2 separate regions of the Mus musculus genome follow, and region 2 is linked to region 1. A link is a loop called in an ENCODE intact Hi-C map of the cell type or tissue named here. Cell type or tissue: left cerebral cortex. All regions are shown on one strand.

Evidence for each region. A loop is a pair of places that touch in the nucleus more often than their neighbours do. Peaks named below come from ENCODE experiments on the same cell type or tissue, not always from the same donor. Only the 100,000 strongest peaks of a DNase experiment are listed, where the experiment ranks them.
Region 2: it touches region 1 in a loop (8-fold over the local background); 18 of 42 quality-filtered maps call a loop at or near these places.

Annotation. Positions count from the first base shown.
Region 1 is chr3:129,528,797-129,536,796 of GRCm38, reverse strand. It overlaps Elovl6 (ELOVL family member 6, elongation of long chain fatty acids (yeast)), which reads right to left and starts at 4,411. Exons shown (of 5, transcript NM_130450.2): 1 at 4,302-4,411; 2 at 4,029-4,149. The coding sequence starts at 4,117. Gm35986 (predicted gene, 35986) reads left to right here and starts at 4,409. Exons shown (of 3, transcript NR_153368.1): 1 at 4,409-4,540; 2 at 5,633-5,738. In left cerebral cortex, CTCF peaks have their summits at 2,807, 3,013 and 7,306; DNase peaks (open chromatin) are centred at 2,917, 3,649, 3,857, 4,367 and 4 more places; H3K4me3 peaks cover 4,430 bases; H3K27ac peaks cover 4,568 bases.
Region 2 is chr3:129,630,535-129,638,534 of GRCm38, reverse strand. It overlaps Elovl6 (ELOVL family member 6, elongation of long chain fatty acids (yeast)), which reads right to left. Exons shown (of 5, transcript NM_130450.2): 5 at 40-5,475. The coding sequence ends at 5,045. Among named protein-coding and RNA genes, the nearest start is that of Gm35986, 100 kb to the right of the region's middle. In left cerebral cortex, a CTCF peak has its summit at 3,815 (motif pointing right); DNase peaks (open chromatin) are centred at 3,872 and 7,341.

The DNA of each region.
Region 1 (8,000 bases):
TGTCCCCACAGGAAAAACAGCATAAATCTAGCCATTGGAAAATGTGCACAGCCAACACTGGTTTACAATGCTTTTTAAACTTCATACACAAGACTGTAGAGACACGATGTAGCTCTCTTTAAAGTCCATTTTCCCCCTTCAGTAAAAATAAATTTGTGTTGTCTCATAACCCTAGAATACAGAACACAAATATGGAAAAACAAAACAAAACAAAAAAAGCCTTCTAGAAATCACCACAGGAGGAGAGGAGAAAATCAGAAAAGTATACAAAGCACTCAAAGCTGCAAGAGTGGAGGATGCCAGGAGAGGGGGGAGGGTTTCAAGAGATTCTAGGCAAGCCCTTTGATGACGTCACCCCACATACATAATGCTACAGCAGTCAGCACAGGCCTCCTGCTTTCCTATTGGTGAATGCCGTGTCAGCCGACATCAGAACATAATCATCATTGGCCAGGCAATTACAACCGGAGCAACTAGCATCCAGTCTTAGCACAAACCTGGCAGGCAGGCAGGCAGGCAGGCAGGCAGGCGGCTCAAGGGGAGAAGGATTCCTTCTCAATGAATCCGCTGTCTCTTTTCCAGCCTTTCCGATGGCTGGGTGACCGTGCTTCCTCGCTAGCAGCATTTACCGATTGAGTCGGCTGTTAGTGAGCACAAGTGATGGCCAGCCAGGACATAAAAGAACAAAATGTCTATCTACATGGATGCTTTAATAGCATCCATTCACGGGCTTTCCAGTCTAAAACTGGAACTGGGACATGTTATTTGGAGCTAAAAGGCAGGCATTTTTCCCTACCTCATGTTAGAAACTGCACCGGATCATATTACCCAGGTGACTTTTAACTGGGCGGCAGTTACAAGAAAATCAATCACACAGGGTGATTTTCTAAGGGAATACATATTTACTACTTTGCACTGAAATTGTCATTGCAGTCTAGTCTCTTATGAAACCATTTGCTACAAAAATAAATGTCTACAATATTTCATTATCTAGGCCAGTGAGTATCAGGTTAAACAATGAAGGCAGCAATAAATGTCACGAGTTTGTTGTCTCAGCTTAGCCAGCTGAGTTTACACATAGGCTACTGGGAAACCTGGGGCCCCATTCCGTGAATGGATGCTGAGGTAACTAAGGTAAAGCGTTATAGGGCTGGTCTTACCAACTCCTTATTCCAAGTGCTCCTAAATGAGGCTAGTTCCTATATACAGACTACTGTAATGTAAGGACCCGTGCCTGGCTCCCCCAACCCCCACCTCGACCCCAGCGGTGGTCAGAGGCCCTGGCAACTCAGCTTACTAGAGATTTGTTACAATTAGCAACTTTGTTTAGACTAGGTCTAGCAGATTTTAAAGAACAGTTACAAATAGGTTCTCAAAAGACAGGGCACACAGGCTTCTATACTTGATTTCTTCCAGAAGCTATTTCAAACCATTCTAAGTGACAAGGACAGGTGAAGGTGAGACTTGATGGTTCTGGAGCCCCTCAACTCCCCTCGCAAGAGGGTATATATAAGCCTTTATGATGGGATTCCTGTCTAATGACATGAGAAGAGAACCTTCATTACGACCAAGACATTTTGGTTGCGGAGAGCGGGTGGGAAAGTTCTGAAATCAGGCTCCAAGAGAACTAGAATCGTGAAGTGAAAAGGGACAGTGGCTAAGATCAGCACGGACGAGATGTAATAAGCTTATCCACTGTAATAAGCTATCCAAAACTATAAAGCCAACGATCAAAAGACGGGAAGAACATCCATTCTACAGTGTGACTAGAACAGCGTTCAAAACGCAAGCCAAGCATGCTGAATCCAGACACGGATATGAGCAGGTTGTGTTGGCGGTCAAATGAGCGTTTTAATCGCTGGACCTTGTAAGCATCTGCCTTGTACAAAGTAAGATTTTGCAAAATGCTTTGCAAAATCAAGACCAGAAAAAAAAAAAAAAAAAGACCAGAAAAGGTTCATCACATCAGCCCACGATGTGCTAGGAGCCACCTTTAAAATAAGAAATAAGGAAAATAAGATAATGAAAATACATTGTCAGGAAGAACATAAGTACTGTTCAGGAGTTAATAGTGGCCAAAGAATAACAAGGGAAAAGAAATTCATGGATTTGGGATATTTTCAGTCCCACGAGGACCAAGGACCTGTCTAGTTCTGACAGAGTGAAAGTCACTTAACTGAGTGTCTGGAGAAAGAGGCGGGAAATGGTCCTGGGGTACCTTAGGAAAAGGGGGTGGGGTGGGGTGGGCAACAAACAGCATGCACTAGGGTGGTGCAGCAGCAGGGCAGACTGAGTGCCATGCGCCTGCAGAGGCTAGGAATGCCTGCTCCGGAATGACAGGCCCAACCGGGATGCAGCAAGCTAGAGACGCGAGCTGCGGGCTACTGGAGGAGGAAGGCAGGAAGGCAGGCTAGAGCCCTGCAAGGGACGGTGACAAATGGTCTCAGAGAAGATCGGAGCCCTAGGTTGGCAGGTTGAGCTCGGGTCACAGCCCCCCCTCCCCCCCAAGCCCCTAACGGGAGGAAGTGCACCGCTAGGACCCCCCGAACGCCAGCCCGAGGGGGCTGGGCTTCCTGCAGCGCTCGGGCCTCCCTATGGCCTCCCCCTTACGGGGCGATCCAGACTCCCCGGGGGTGTAATCGCGCTCGGGACCCAGGCCCGCGTCCTCGGTGTCCAGGAGCACGCCGGCGACCGCACCAGGCTGGCTCTGGGGCTCAGGGCCTCCAGGCAGCCGCCATGCCGCGGCCCGAACTCGCGCGCCCCGGAGTCTCGGCTCCGCCCGGCCGCCGCCGTAAACCGCCCAAGGGCCCAGCTCGCAAGCTGAAGGCCAAGGGTGGGCGCGCTCCCCGCGGGCGAGAAGGGGCGGGAGCAGCAAGCCCGGGATCGGGCTGGAGAAGGCGAACCCCCGGCGGCTGCCACCACCCGCTCCAGCCCGGGAGCGCCGGCGTCTCCGGTTTCCCATTGATGAATGGAGGGAGGGAAGGCAGGTCGCGAGCGCCCTCGCACGCGGCAGCGGAACCTCCCGGAGCCCGGAAGCCCCCCGAGGGCCGGCCGCGGCGCAGAGGGGGTGGGGTGGGGGTGGGGAGATCGAGGGGGCTCGCACTAAACCGGAGGGAAACATCTCCAACCACAGCACGGTCTACGGGAAGGAGGGAGCTCCCTTCTTAAAATACTGCAAGGTGACACCGGATCGCCTCCCACACGGGGATTTTTCAGAAGACTGACCGGAGGAACTCAGTAAACAAGATGTTTTCCCGGATTCGAAGTTCTGGGGAAAGACCTCCGAGACTGCCCTGGCAGGAGCCTTCCAGTACTTAAACTGCTGCTCCACGCGGAGAAGCGTGTCCAAAAGGCGTTTCCTTTACACAGAAACTTAATAATGGCGTGGCTCCACTTGCTCGGGTTCATTCATTTTTATTGCAGTTTTCATTGTCCCCTCCTCCCCGATGTCTTTATGAAACCGGAAAGTAATCTGAGTGGGGAAGGGGTCCTGGACCCTGGGCATCTACGGCTGGAGGCGGCAGTCAAGGGAGGGCAGTAAAGTGGAAGAACTACAAGGAGAAAGGAAGGACACGAGGGATGGGGAGAGGGAAAGGACCAGAGAGAGGCGGGCTGAAGAGGGTTAAAGGGAGCGGAGACCGGGTCCTCCCTCCACTGCCTTGCACGCTCCAGTTGCGGGAGGCCAAGCAGAACCCCCAAATCTAAGCGAAAGCAGGGAGACAACACAGGTGGGATAGCTGGATTGTAACATGCCTCTGTCTCCCGTATATTATTACAGGTACACATATTATATGTTCTATGTTATATAATCTACACAAAGATGCCCGCGTGGCCGCGGCTCACACAGAGCACCCCCCAAACCGCACGCTTCCATGCAGCTTCAGAGTCTCCTGCAGACATGAGACCCTGGAACTCCGCGATCTGCTGGCTACTGCCGGCAATCCATCCGTCGCTCCGCTCACGCTCAGACCAGGAATACCGACATTAATGCACTCCCGGGAATAGTATCTCGCGAAAGCATCACCTACCAGTTTTCCTGCATCCATTGGATGGCTTCGTTCTCGTTGAACTGCTTTTCGAATTCATATTCTTGTAAAGTCAACACTGACATGTTCATTGGGGCTGATCTTCGGAGTCGCTACGTGTTCTCTATACAAAATAAAAAAATCTGTAAAGAGCCTTTTATTTTGAGTGCTCTCCTGTCTGCTTCCCCCTCCCACCCCCCTAGGTATTGCCCCGCCGTCAGTCTCCTGGCCGATCTCTCTCCCAGCCTCTCAGCTACATCCAGGGTTGAGCATTGCCTGCGCCTCTGCTCCCAGCTCCTAGCTCAGGGGCTCTCCTCCCAGCGTCCGCATCCACCGTAGGAGGAAATGAATGCCTTGCGGTCTTAGTGCCCGCACGTTTGTCCATCACGCTTTTTACTCGTCTACAGGGAAATCTCCTCCCCCTCGTGCGATCGGGAAAATTAACCCTTTGCGCGAGAGGGCGCAGAAGAGCAAGACCTCCCATCGCCCTGGGGGATAGTTTTGTTTACAAGAAGGTGGTTGGTGGACTGGGGGAGGGGAGGGAAGGGCGCCAAGAGGGAGGAAGTGGCCTTGAGGTCATACTCAAGCCCATTCGCCACCTCTTGGGCCTCCCTGCCTGGCCTTTGAATGAAGTTTCAGAGTGAGAGGCGCAGCCCTGAGGCGCGTGGACCTGAAAGCTTGGCGAGTAAACAATTGGGAAATAGTAAAATCTGCCAGGTTCTCTGGCATGAGAACTCCAGGCAAATAAATGTGAGGATCACGTCTTGCGATCTAGTCTCCTCACTACCTCGATCCCGCAGCACCCTCTGAGACCACCTCCACCGGGCAGCTTGGGCGCGGATTTACCTTGACCTTAGGGCCAGGTAGCCTTCGGAACTAAGACCACGTGCAGACAGGATGCTGAGGATGAGGACCTGGGAAGTCAAGGTTGACTAGGAGGCAGAAGTTAGGTAGAGGGTTTGGCTACCAGGAGGGGATATTAATGAACAAAGGAAGGGAATTTGGCATACAGAATTAGGCCTACTGATCTAAATACCAAAACTTTATCTATCTGCTTTACTTTAGTTCTGCCTTATTCTTGTGAAATTAGGAAGAAAAGATTAATGTAGGAGAGGGATTTATGTAATGCTAATCCTCCCCCTGGGCTACCAGCTCACAGCAACCATTCCCAAATACTCCTTATTTTTCTGGAGGATGGTATTTTCTAGTCCTAAAAGGAAGAAGGAAGTAAGAGACAATAAGGTACCTAATAATATAATATTTAGATCCAACAAAAGATACTGATCAACACTTATTAGTTTGTTTGTTTGTTTTTTAAATGTTTGTGATTTTCAAGATTGGGTTTTTTTGTTTGTTTGGTTTGGGTTTTTTAGGTGCTTTTGGCTTTTCGAGACATGATTTTTCTGTGTAGCCCTTGTTGCCCTGGAACTGGCTCTGTAAACCAGGCTGGTCTCAGACTCAGAGATCTGCCTGCCTCTGCCTCACTCACAAGTTCTGGGACTAAGGTTCGGGCCACCACAGCCCAGCTAAGAACCTATTAGTTTAAAGATGTACATTAGGACCAGAGAGAAAATACCCTCTAAGATGTTCATTTCCTCACCTACCAGCCAACTAAAATGAGGCGAGGGCATTTCATGCAGTCAGATCATCTCAGGAAGACACTGGAGGCTGAGGCGGGAAGACTGGTGCTAGTAAAATTGCCAGAAATTTGAGGTGAGTCTGAATTTCACAGTGACATCCTTGCTTCCCCTGCCCCCCAAGTCTTAAAAGGGTGGGGTATGTCCTTAATTGGGGGGTGGGTATGTCCTTAATCCTAATACACTCTGGAGTCAGAAGCATGTGGATTTTTGTGAGTTTGAGATTAGCCTGGTCTAGTAACAAGATCCAGGTCAGCCAAGGAGATAGAATGACACCCTGGGTTTTTAATGTCATTTGTTTTTGTTTTTGTTTGGGTTTTTTATTTGTTTTTGTTTTTTGATTCTCTGTGTATCCCTGGCCATCCTGGAAATTGCACAGTAGAGCAATAGATCAATCAGTGTGGCCTCCAACTCATAGCTCTCCTTGCCCCTGCCTCCCTTGTGCTGGAATGAAAGAGGTATTGCCACCACATTGTGAAAATGGCTTGGCATGAGGACCTGAGTTCAGAGTCCCAGAACCTCTGAGGCTGAGACGGGGAACTCCTCCTGTGTATTTTCATTTTTGGAGACCAGGTATCTTTTATATCTTACGCTGGCTAGAAATGGCTCTGTGAGCCAGGTGGTGGTGCTGCGCGCCTTTAATCCCAGCACTCGGGAGGCAGAGGCAGGCGGATCTACATGAGTCTAAGGCTAGCCTGAAATAACAAACCTGAAATAGGAGCTTGGAGATGAGTAAGAGACCTTGTCTTTAAAATGAAGATGGAGACATCTCGAGAATGACACATTCCATTACAGCTCTGGCCTCCTCGTGCACCTGCTCACCTGCACAAGGAAGCAGCCCCCCCCCCCAACTCCTCCCCACACACTTCTTTAAAGGAAGGAAGTCTGCATTGTAACCCATGCCTATAATTCCAACATTTGGGAGGTAGAGGCAGGAGAATCAGGAGTTCAAGGTCATCTTTGGCTAAGTAACAAACTCCAAGCTATAATGGGCCACATGAGACCCTATCTATCCCTCCTTCCACCATCACCACCAACACACACACACACACACACACACACACACACACACACACACACACACACACACACATACATCCACACAGAATAGATAGATAAGTCAGAGTTAAAAGAAATCCTGTAGATTATTACATCAATCAGAGGTCTAGTTGGTGATTAAGACATTAATGTCCTCTGACACTCTCAAAGACTTAGTGTAAAGATTTCACTTATCTCTTCAGATATAGATTGTCCTTCTAGGGGCAATATGTCAGGCCATCCTGAATGTCTTTGAAGAAGGCCTAAGACTAAACACTTGGCAAAATCAGTCCGAAAGGTGGGGGTAGCTGATGAAAGAAAGACGTTAGCCCTGGGCCTGGGCCTGGGAGCTGTCTTCCTTGTTGGTAAAGTGACTGGGTGAGACCAGAAGAGTGAGGAAGGGAACCAGAGCCAATGTAATCCCATTGGCAAATGTAATCCCAGCCTTAGGAAGGCAGAGACAAGATCGCTGCAAGCCTGAGGCCTGCCCAGCATAAGGCACAGTTTACAAAATATCTAGTGATTTGAATAAGAATGCCCCATAGGTTTGGCCCTTTGAGTACTTGGTCCCCAGTTGGTGGTGCTGTTTGACGGGATTTTAGGAGCCTGGCCTTGTTGGGTGAGTGTGTCCCTGGAGGCCTGCTTTACCATTTCATCTCTGTGCTTGAGTTTGATGGCAGGAGCTCCTAGCTTCCAGCGGCTGCCTACTGGTTAGAGTTGCTAGAGTGAACATAAAGATTAAAATTAAACAGCATACTGCCCAGAACCAGGAATGTCATCAGTCCAGATAAGTGCCCTCCCATCTGTTAAAGTCTTACAGAGACCAAGTGCAGAAGCCCTGGAGTATGAACGAAGGGTGGAGGGTTTGCATAGAGCTTTTATTTGTTTGTTTGTTTGCTTTTTGAGACATTGCTTTCACTGTGTAGCCCTGGCTAGCCTGGAACTCACTCTGTACATCAGGCCGACCTCAAACTCACAGCTATACACCTGCCTCTGCCTCCCGAGTGCTGGGATTAAAGGCATGTTTCTTCCACTGCCTGCCTCACACAGCAATTTCTAGCCAGTGTAAAATATAAAAGGTAAGCCAGGCGTTGATGGCGCACACCTTTAATCCCGGCACTTGGGAGGCAGAGGCAGGCGGATTTCTGAGTTTGAGGCCAGCCTGGTCTACAGAGTGAGTTCCAGGACAGCCAGGGCTACACAGAGAAACCCTGTCTCGAAAAACCAAAGAGAGAGAGAGAGAGAGACCTGGTTTTATTCAAGCGCACAAACTTGCCTTGAATGATCCTCCTAGCTGAGT
Region 2 (8,000 bases), 100 kb before region 1:
ACCGCTCCAGACCAGAAAACAACAAAGAACTAGAAACAGTTTTAAATCAAAAGTTATGATGACTTTATTTTAAATCTTAATACACCAAAAATATTTTTCAATGTTGTGAGATAAGCACTTGAAAATAAGAATTCCAACACTGCTGTGATTTCGCTGTGAGGCTTGATAGTGAATTTTCCCTCTGAATATGGGTTTAGGGCCTAGGAAGCAGAATGCCAGTCATTTTCCAAGTAGCAGTGAGCTAAGCCCAGCCCGGTCATGCTCAGACCCACACTTAACTGAAATATTCACACTAGGAGGCGGCACCACCAGGCAACACCTTGATCAACCAGGAGAACAAAAGTCTGAAGTGCCACCAAGCATTGGGGAAATGATATTGTTTAGATGCTAGTGAGTCAGGTTCTTTCAAATGTGTCCTAACTGGGTTGCAAACATAGTTGCATCCTTATTTGAGGACCAATCAGCTAGGACAACTTGACTATAATACAATTGTTTTGTGGGTGGACATGGACAACTGGTGAGTGACACAGAAATATCTGGATTTGGCTTTGCTTGACCTGCAATCAAAGTACAGCTTCCAAGACTTCCCCCAACCAACCACCTAGGCGCTGCACCCACCAGTACAACTCTAGGAAATGTTTGTGGGAAGATGGAAGCGTGGGTATCCATGCTCTGAGAATCCTAGTTTTCAAAGCATCTGGGGATGGGGACAATACCAGATTATACAACAGGCTTTTGGGTTTTCTATGATACTTGGAGCAGGTGGACTTTTAACTGGCCCTTTCATCTGTGGTTCCTGCTTTATGGCTCACGAATGTTTCTTCTAAGCACAGTCTGTCACAACAGGCACTGAGAATTCTTGTACAGGCACCGACATCTGTTTTGTGTCACTATCGGGTACAGAGGATGGCGGCCCAATGACTAACTAGGATAACAGAGCTTCATTCAGCGGGTTCAGACAAAATAGGACGTCCTTGTTTTATTAGATGTCACTTCAATATGCAGAGGTGACATATATGTTGTGAATTCTCACCCAAATCACTTTCTGATGGCTGGGATCTCAGGCACCAGGAAATGGGAGCTGTGTGATCATAAGCTGTAGATCACATGGCCACAGACTCTACTGTTGTCCCAAACTGATAGCAAAATAGCTGTTATCAAAACAAAGACTGGAAAAGGATGCATTTGAAGGCTAGAAAGTTCTGGGCTGTCATCATGATCTCCTCACAACTGTCTCTAGCATTGACACTTCACAAAGAACTGTGTCTAGACACCGATCCTGCCAATGCAACTCAGAGTGTGGTGGAGTCTGGGGGGTGGAGCCTACTCGGTCTCTTCTTCTAGGAACTCACTTGACACTGAGGCAATCCAATAGTCAAAGACCCATTACCTATGCCCGGAGGTTGTAGAGTGTGCCAGGGCTGACTTGGTGTCTGTATCTGGCAGTTCTTGAGCAAAAGCTCCTCTCGTCAGAACAAGATAGTAACTAGACACTCCCAGGTAACTGAGCAGCCTGGGAAGGTAGCCAGACTTCTGGAACATTCTACCTTAGTGTCATGGTGCCTTGTAACTCCGTGACAGGCTTATCTTACCATGAAGATATAAAACAAATGAACAAAAACAACAGTCTGTGGTTATCTTCTCTGGAAGTGTTTTCCTAGGCTCCTGTAGATATCCCACCCACATGAAACTTCTGCCTGAGCTACATTGGTCAATCGGTCTCATAAAGACAGCGGGAGGATTAATAAACCTGCTTTCCCCTGCAGCAATGAATATGGATTTCCCCTCCAGTCTTGACTTTCTATAGTGCAGAAGGATTAGAAAGATGGGGGGTTGGGAGGGGGGGAAGGGCACTGCTTGATCTAAATCAATACTTTGGCCTGGCATTGGATATAAATACAATAAATAAATAATAATGATAGTTGTTGTTTCTCCTCACAGTTGACACTAGAAGGTCCAGATAAAAATCTCCTACTGTGTGAATGGAGTGATTCTCACTAGAATTTCATTGCAAACTCAACACATTTGAGTTGATGCTCAGACCTAGTGACCGCACTGCGTTTATATGAAACCTTGGATTTGTGTTCATTCAATCCAGGAATTAAGTTTTCACCACACTGGGATTGGAATGCAGCGAGAAATCTTCAATAGAAAGATAATCTATTGCAGCATAGTGGGGCAGCTACAAAAACTTGCTTGCCCGGAATGTTCACTGACAGCAGTATTATCTACGTGGCAGTCAATTCTGGCAGGTTTTAGATGTGTCATAGGCCAGTGGTCCAGCCTCGTATCTTGATACAATTAGAGCAGCTAAGCTGATATGTTAAAAACTGTGTGCTGAGCCTATATCAGAATTCTGTGTTTTTAAAAAAACATGTGGCTTTTTCTTCCCATGGTGAACACTGGAATTGCCTGTAGCTACAGTTTAGCTGGTTTGGAAACTTAATTATTATATACTCATCCTGCGAATGAAAAGTCTAAGTTATTTTACAAGTGGAGAGAGCATGAAGCGAAGAACACTGAGACTAAAGTGCTTTGGAAGCATAGCTTAGTCGTTTTAAAGTTTATGCTTATGAGATTTCCATATTGTACCTGTATTCTATGGTAAATATCTAAATTAAACTGAACCGACCAGAGGAGCCTCAGGCTGGCCTTTTGATTAGACTCAATTCAACTGATAGGTGGCTTCTTGGTTTTCATTATCTTGCTCACTTTCTTCCATAAGGCAAGGGAAAGGCTTATTATTGTACACTATTGTGCATTTACAAAGCTCAAAGGAACAAGTACACCCTAAGATTCCACTGGACAGAGTGGCTTCTAGACTTTCATCTCCGGTTAACTTCTACCCCAAGTAAGAAAACATCCCTCCAACCACGTCCCGTCCATCAGCCACCACACAATGGTAACATGAAAGCCACAGCTGACTCCCGCCCCCGCCTGGCTCCCTTCCCTGGTCGTTCAGTTATGACTTGATCTACATGGGTCCTTTGTCTACCCTTGATCCCATTCCCACAGAAGGGAATCAGATTTTATTCTTTTCCAATTCCACACGTAAACAAGCCACACGAAAACACCCCTGTCATCTCTCACAGGAAGGCTGCTGAGCAGCTGTTCCATGAATGACAGCACAATTAAAGCTAAAATAATATAAAAATAATTTGAAAAAAAATCCCTTTTACTGTACACTCTCAAGTAAAGGAAGATAGGTGATAGTTTCTGCTAGCCAAAAATCGTGTTACTATTGATTTGAGCTTTATAGCTCCGTGTACCTCACGTACGTGGCTATGTGTGTATAATCTACGTGGTGTAGCAGCCTCTAATTGTTTCTGCTAGTTTGCCTAATCATTAAACTACTTAACCAATTAGAATACTATTATATCACATTGAACAACTTTATGTAATTGCGTCTTTGAAATATTAGGAACATCGACACATTTATTTGGCTTGTAGAGGACTGAAATATTACAGTTAACATTGTCTAGCTTGCTTCTTTCTTTCTTTCTTTTTCTTTCTTTCTTTCTTTCTTTCTTTCTTTCTTTCTTTCTTTCTTTCTTTCTTTCTTTCTTTCTCTTTCTTTCTTTCAGAATATGGCTCTTAATACATTGACTTTCTGAGTTCTCAAGTGAAAGTCACTTAAAAAATTTATGACGCTTACTTGAAGCATAGAGGTTCTCTCTCTCTTCTGATTTGGTCAAATATATGTCAGGTGTTTGACAGCACTTAGAACTTAGGGTTTAATCTCCGCAGGCCCTTAGTGGTCAGTTATTTCAACCTACTGTGAAGTGTTTGTTGAAGCTTCTCACTAAGCCAGCAGAGGGCACTTCTCAAGCCTCTGCACTGCTGAAGGGAGCAAATGCAGAGGCTGCAGAAACACAGTGTTTACCCCAAATCAGGCAGAGCCCTGCAGATCTGTGTTTGAAAGTCACAAAAATATAGAAAGCACAGAGTGTGTCACAGGGCCTCATTTAGAAAGCCAGGATTATGTGTGAGGTCGAACAGGGAGGGAGGCGAACACGCTGTCTGCACATTGGATGAATCCGGCTCTAGTCTCTGCCCATAGCCCTTCCTCCCTGTTCAGCTCCAGGGACGATGGGCTGGCATTTGTTACACATGGTACAAGACTCCATTTTCAAGCCAGCCAGCTGAGCTTCTTCCCTTTCAGTTCTGCATTTACTCCTCCGTCCTAAAGTTTGGGGCAACTGAACAACGGATGCTTGAATTCTCGTCGGAGAGCAGAAATAACAGTTGTCAGTGTGGTGTTTCAACTACAGGGGTTTCTTTCTCCCAGTAATAAAGTATCATGGGGGAAGTACTGTCCTGTGTTTGGTTGTAGCGAACATACAAGCCCTGAGGCTGTGCAGAAGGGGAAAGGCTCTACCTCTTTACTTTCAGTTGCAGTAAAAATAATTAAGACATCTTTTATCAAGGAGTTACAAGCTCACCTTTCTTTAAAAGGCCTAGCCTTTTGCAAAAGCATTGCTGTCCCAGATAGAAACCCTGTCTCTCCCATGTTTATCTTTTCTTTTAGCTCTGGTTTCGTGTTGAAAAGATTGCGTGTGTGTGTGTGTGTGTGTGTGTGTGTGTGTGTGTGTGTGTGCTCACATCGTTTGAAAAGGGGAAACTCCTTTATCCTTAGAGAAAAACAAAACAAAACAAAACAAAACAAAACAAAAAGGCTGAGTAGATTCCTCCCCCCACCTGCTTCCTGCAGTGTTTTGCTGGCCGTCCACTAATCTCTGCCCAATCTCTTTGCCCGTGGCTGCCTTTGCATCTAGTGTGTTCTAGAGTTGACAGGCCAGAGGGAAGGGGTCCCCTCAGCAGCCGTGCTTTGAGATAAGAGTTGCACTCAGCGAGTCCTCACCCAGAAAGGATCATAAACTTACAACCTAATCTTCAGTCCCAAGCTGCCTTGGGCCTCGTGCCTGCTCATACGGATGTTTTGTTTTGTTTTAGCTGCACCATATGGGATTCCTTGTGCCATTTTTCTTTTGTCGATTATTTTTCGTGATGACCCTGAGCTATGACTTCCTCCTCAGCCCTGACACTACTCAGCCTTCGTGGCTTTCTTCACTTTGCCGATGTAGGCCTCAAAGAAGAAATGGCAGAAGAGCACAAGGTAGCTGAGGTACATGAGCGAGGACCAGAAGATGTTCTGAAAGTGGGAGTAGCACTGGTCGTTGTCATGCTGCATCCAGTTGAAGACCAGGTAGTTAATGACACAGCCCATCAGCATCTGAGTGATCTGGGACAAGGTGATGAACATGGCAAACTTCCGGGAGACTCGGAAACCCGCAGCCCGCAAGGCGTAGTAAGAGTACATGACGGCATGCACGCCATAGTTCATAGTCATGAACCAACCACCCCCAGCGACCATGTCTTTGTAGGAGTACCAGGAGTACAGGAGCACAGTGATGTGGTGGTACCAGTGCAGGAAGATCAGTTTCTGTTTCCTCAGAATGATGAATATCGTGTCACCTGGAAGACAAAGAGCGGAACAAAGCCTCGTGAGTGAAGAAGACCAAGGCCGGCTCTAAGGAGCAGACATCTTGAACAAGCAAGACAAGGCTACTCTTCGAGATCGTCCACAGAACATCATACCTGAAACAGACAGCACCAAGCAGATTCAACCATATATATAACAGAAAAGATGACCAGAAGGGGGACAGGTGACTGCTCTCAAAGCAAGTACGACCAGGTAGCAGACTGAAGTGCAAACTCAAGTGCCCAACCAAATACTCCAAGATTTCATGACAGAAAAACGGAACCAGGACAACCCAAGGCTTACCCCTCACATACTTGGTGGATGGCCTAGAGTTCTTGATGCAGTCAAGGCCTAGTAATGCTGGACCTTGGGAAGCCTCAAGCTTCTGAGGGCTCTGGTGCCATCAGTCCCTGTTGCATTTACCAGAGCTGTTATTTATTTCCCTACTGAATTATTAAACCTAATAACTTTATATTTGTCTAAAACGGAAAGCCAAGTTGCCAGTGGTAACGTTTCTAAGCCTAGTACAAAATTTCTATTGAAATCCTCTGCTCTCTTGTGGGATGCTGATTTTATTGATGACTATAAGGACAGAAATGACAGAAGGCGATGGCCACTCTCATACGTATACTTAAGGGCCAAACTCTCCTTGCTACTACTATACCGCTCTGTGCCTTCCTTTCCTTTCTGGACTATAATGTAGACACAACACTTCTGGCTCACCTTTGTTAGTAGTGGAAAGGTAGAAGTCTAAGGAATTCCATCTTCAAAACTAATCTAGTCAGTTCTAATCAAGATGGTTTTTAATGAGTCTCTTAATATTCATTAAAAATATCAATTTGATACAATACTCAATTGTAGTAAAAGCAATTTGTCCTAAAACAATAAGCACTTCATCCTGCCTTACTCTTTAAATACCATCCTATCACATCACTCTTGCGTGAGGAACTTCTTATCTAACAAGACAGGGCCTGCATTACTGAAGTACTCTGTGCTCTCTCCTGTCTGTACGCTGGAGAGTCTCAGTAGGGCTGATTACTTTGGGAGGAGTGTAAGAAAGGGAGAACGATCTGTCATGAAGTCTTGAAAACAATAGCCACGTAAATTTACACCGAGTCTTTTACAGAACTCATGTTCAGGATGGTAGAAGCTGAGGGTAACTAGCTCCCTTCAATGGTTCTGAGCAGTGCTACTCAGAGCCATACCAAAGTTATTGTCCTTAGTACACACATTGAGTATGCTGGTTTCCCATAACATACCCTGAGGTTCCGGAAGGTCCAACCATGACTCCAAGGACTTTGCTATTACTATTTAGTTAGAGCCTTGCCTTTTGATGCAAATAGAGTTCTTCTGATGAAACAGCCCAGAATCATTTTCCATTTTCCTGAGTCATACCAAATCATGGAGTTTGCAGAAATGGCAAAAACTGTAGAGGAACTAAGAAATGCATGATAGCCCCAAAGACTGTGATGGGTTTGATGTTGGCCAGCCTATCTTTTTTGAGCAAATAAATATGCCTTGGTATGGAATTGGGGCTGGCCAAGTATAAACAAAGGGTGTTGATTTCTTGAAGGTGTCTGCTTTGTCATTTTTCTTTGTTACCTCTGACTCATGATCCTGCTTATGGCGAGTCCTACAACCATTGGCCCAGTTATTTTCAGCCAAGAGACAGCTAGCATTCAAGCCATAGAGTTTCTTATATCCAAGATCTCTGTGTGCCTATGGAAGTCAATAGCAACTCTTCTCCCAAGGCTGTCACAGCCACCGAGAGATGTGCTGATGCAACTCTGTGTATGTGGCTTGTCACAGACAGCTGAGCTCCTCTTGGAAGAGTTAGCTGAAGGACTGCTGAGTTGGCACTTCAAAACAACAATAAACTCAACTGAGCAAGGGCCTGGACTCAGAGCAGATGTTTCCAAGTTGTAACAGAAGCAAATCTCAGCAGGTTTTAATAGAATCCAAACATTGGCAGCTTGGTATCAAGAATAGAGGGCCAGCTCTTTTGCTCTCACTGGTAGAGTGAAGTCCTTTAAATCCATGGAAACAAGTTCACTGTTTCCACTGGAACGGAGAGCCCTTATTACCCTCATTAAGAGTTTAGTGATGAGGAGTCAGTGGGGAGTGAGTTCAGTTTCAGTTGGGGGAAGATAAAAAAGTCCAGAAAGGTGTGTGTGTGTGTGTGTGTGTGTGTGTGTGAGAGTAAACCTTTCTTTGTGGTATTCATAAAGGACTCCATAATTCTTAGAACATACAAAGGCAGAGAAGGTAGGATTTACGGATAAGAAAACTTAATTAAAAGTAATTCTAATGAATAAACCTTTCTTAGCAAATAATAATGGTAGGACTTACTAATTGCATAAGACTAGGAGTTAACATTCAAAGCATATAGGCAAACACTCTGTAAGTGCCAACTGTTTGGATTTTTTGACCCGTGACACTTAGCAGCTGACCCCAGAGACAAGGCCAGTGTGACACAAGTTGTACAGTATTTGGAGACCATTGTTCCATATTGTTAAAT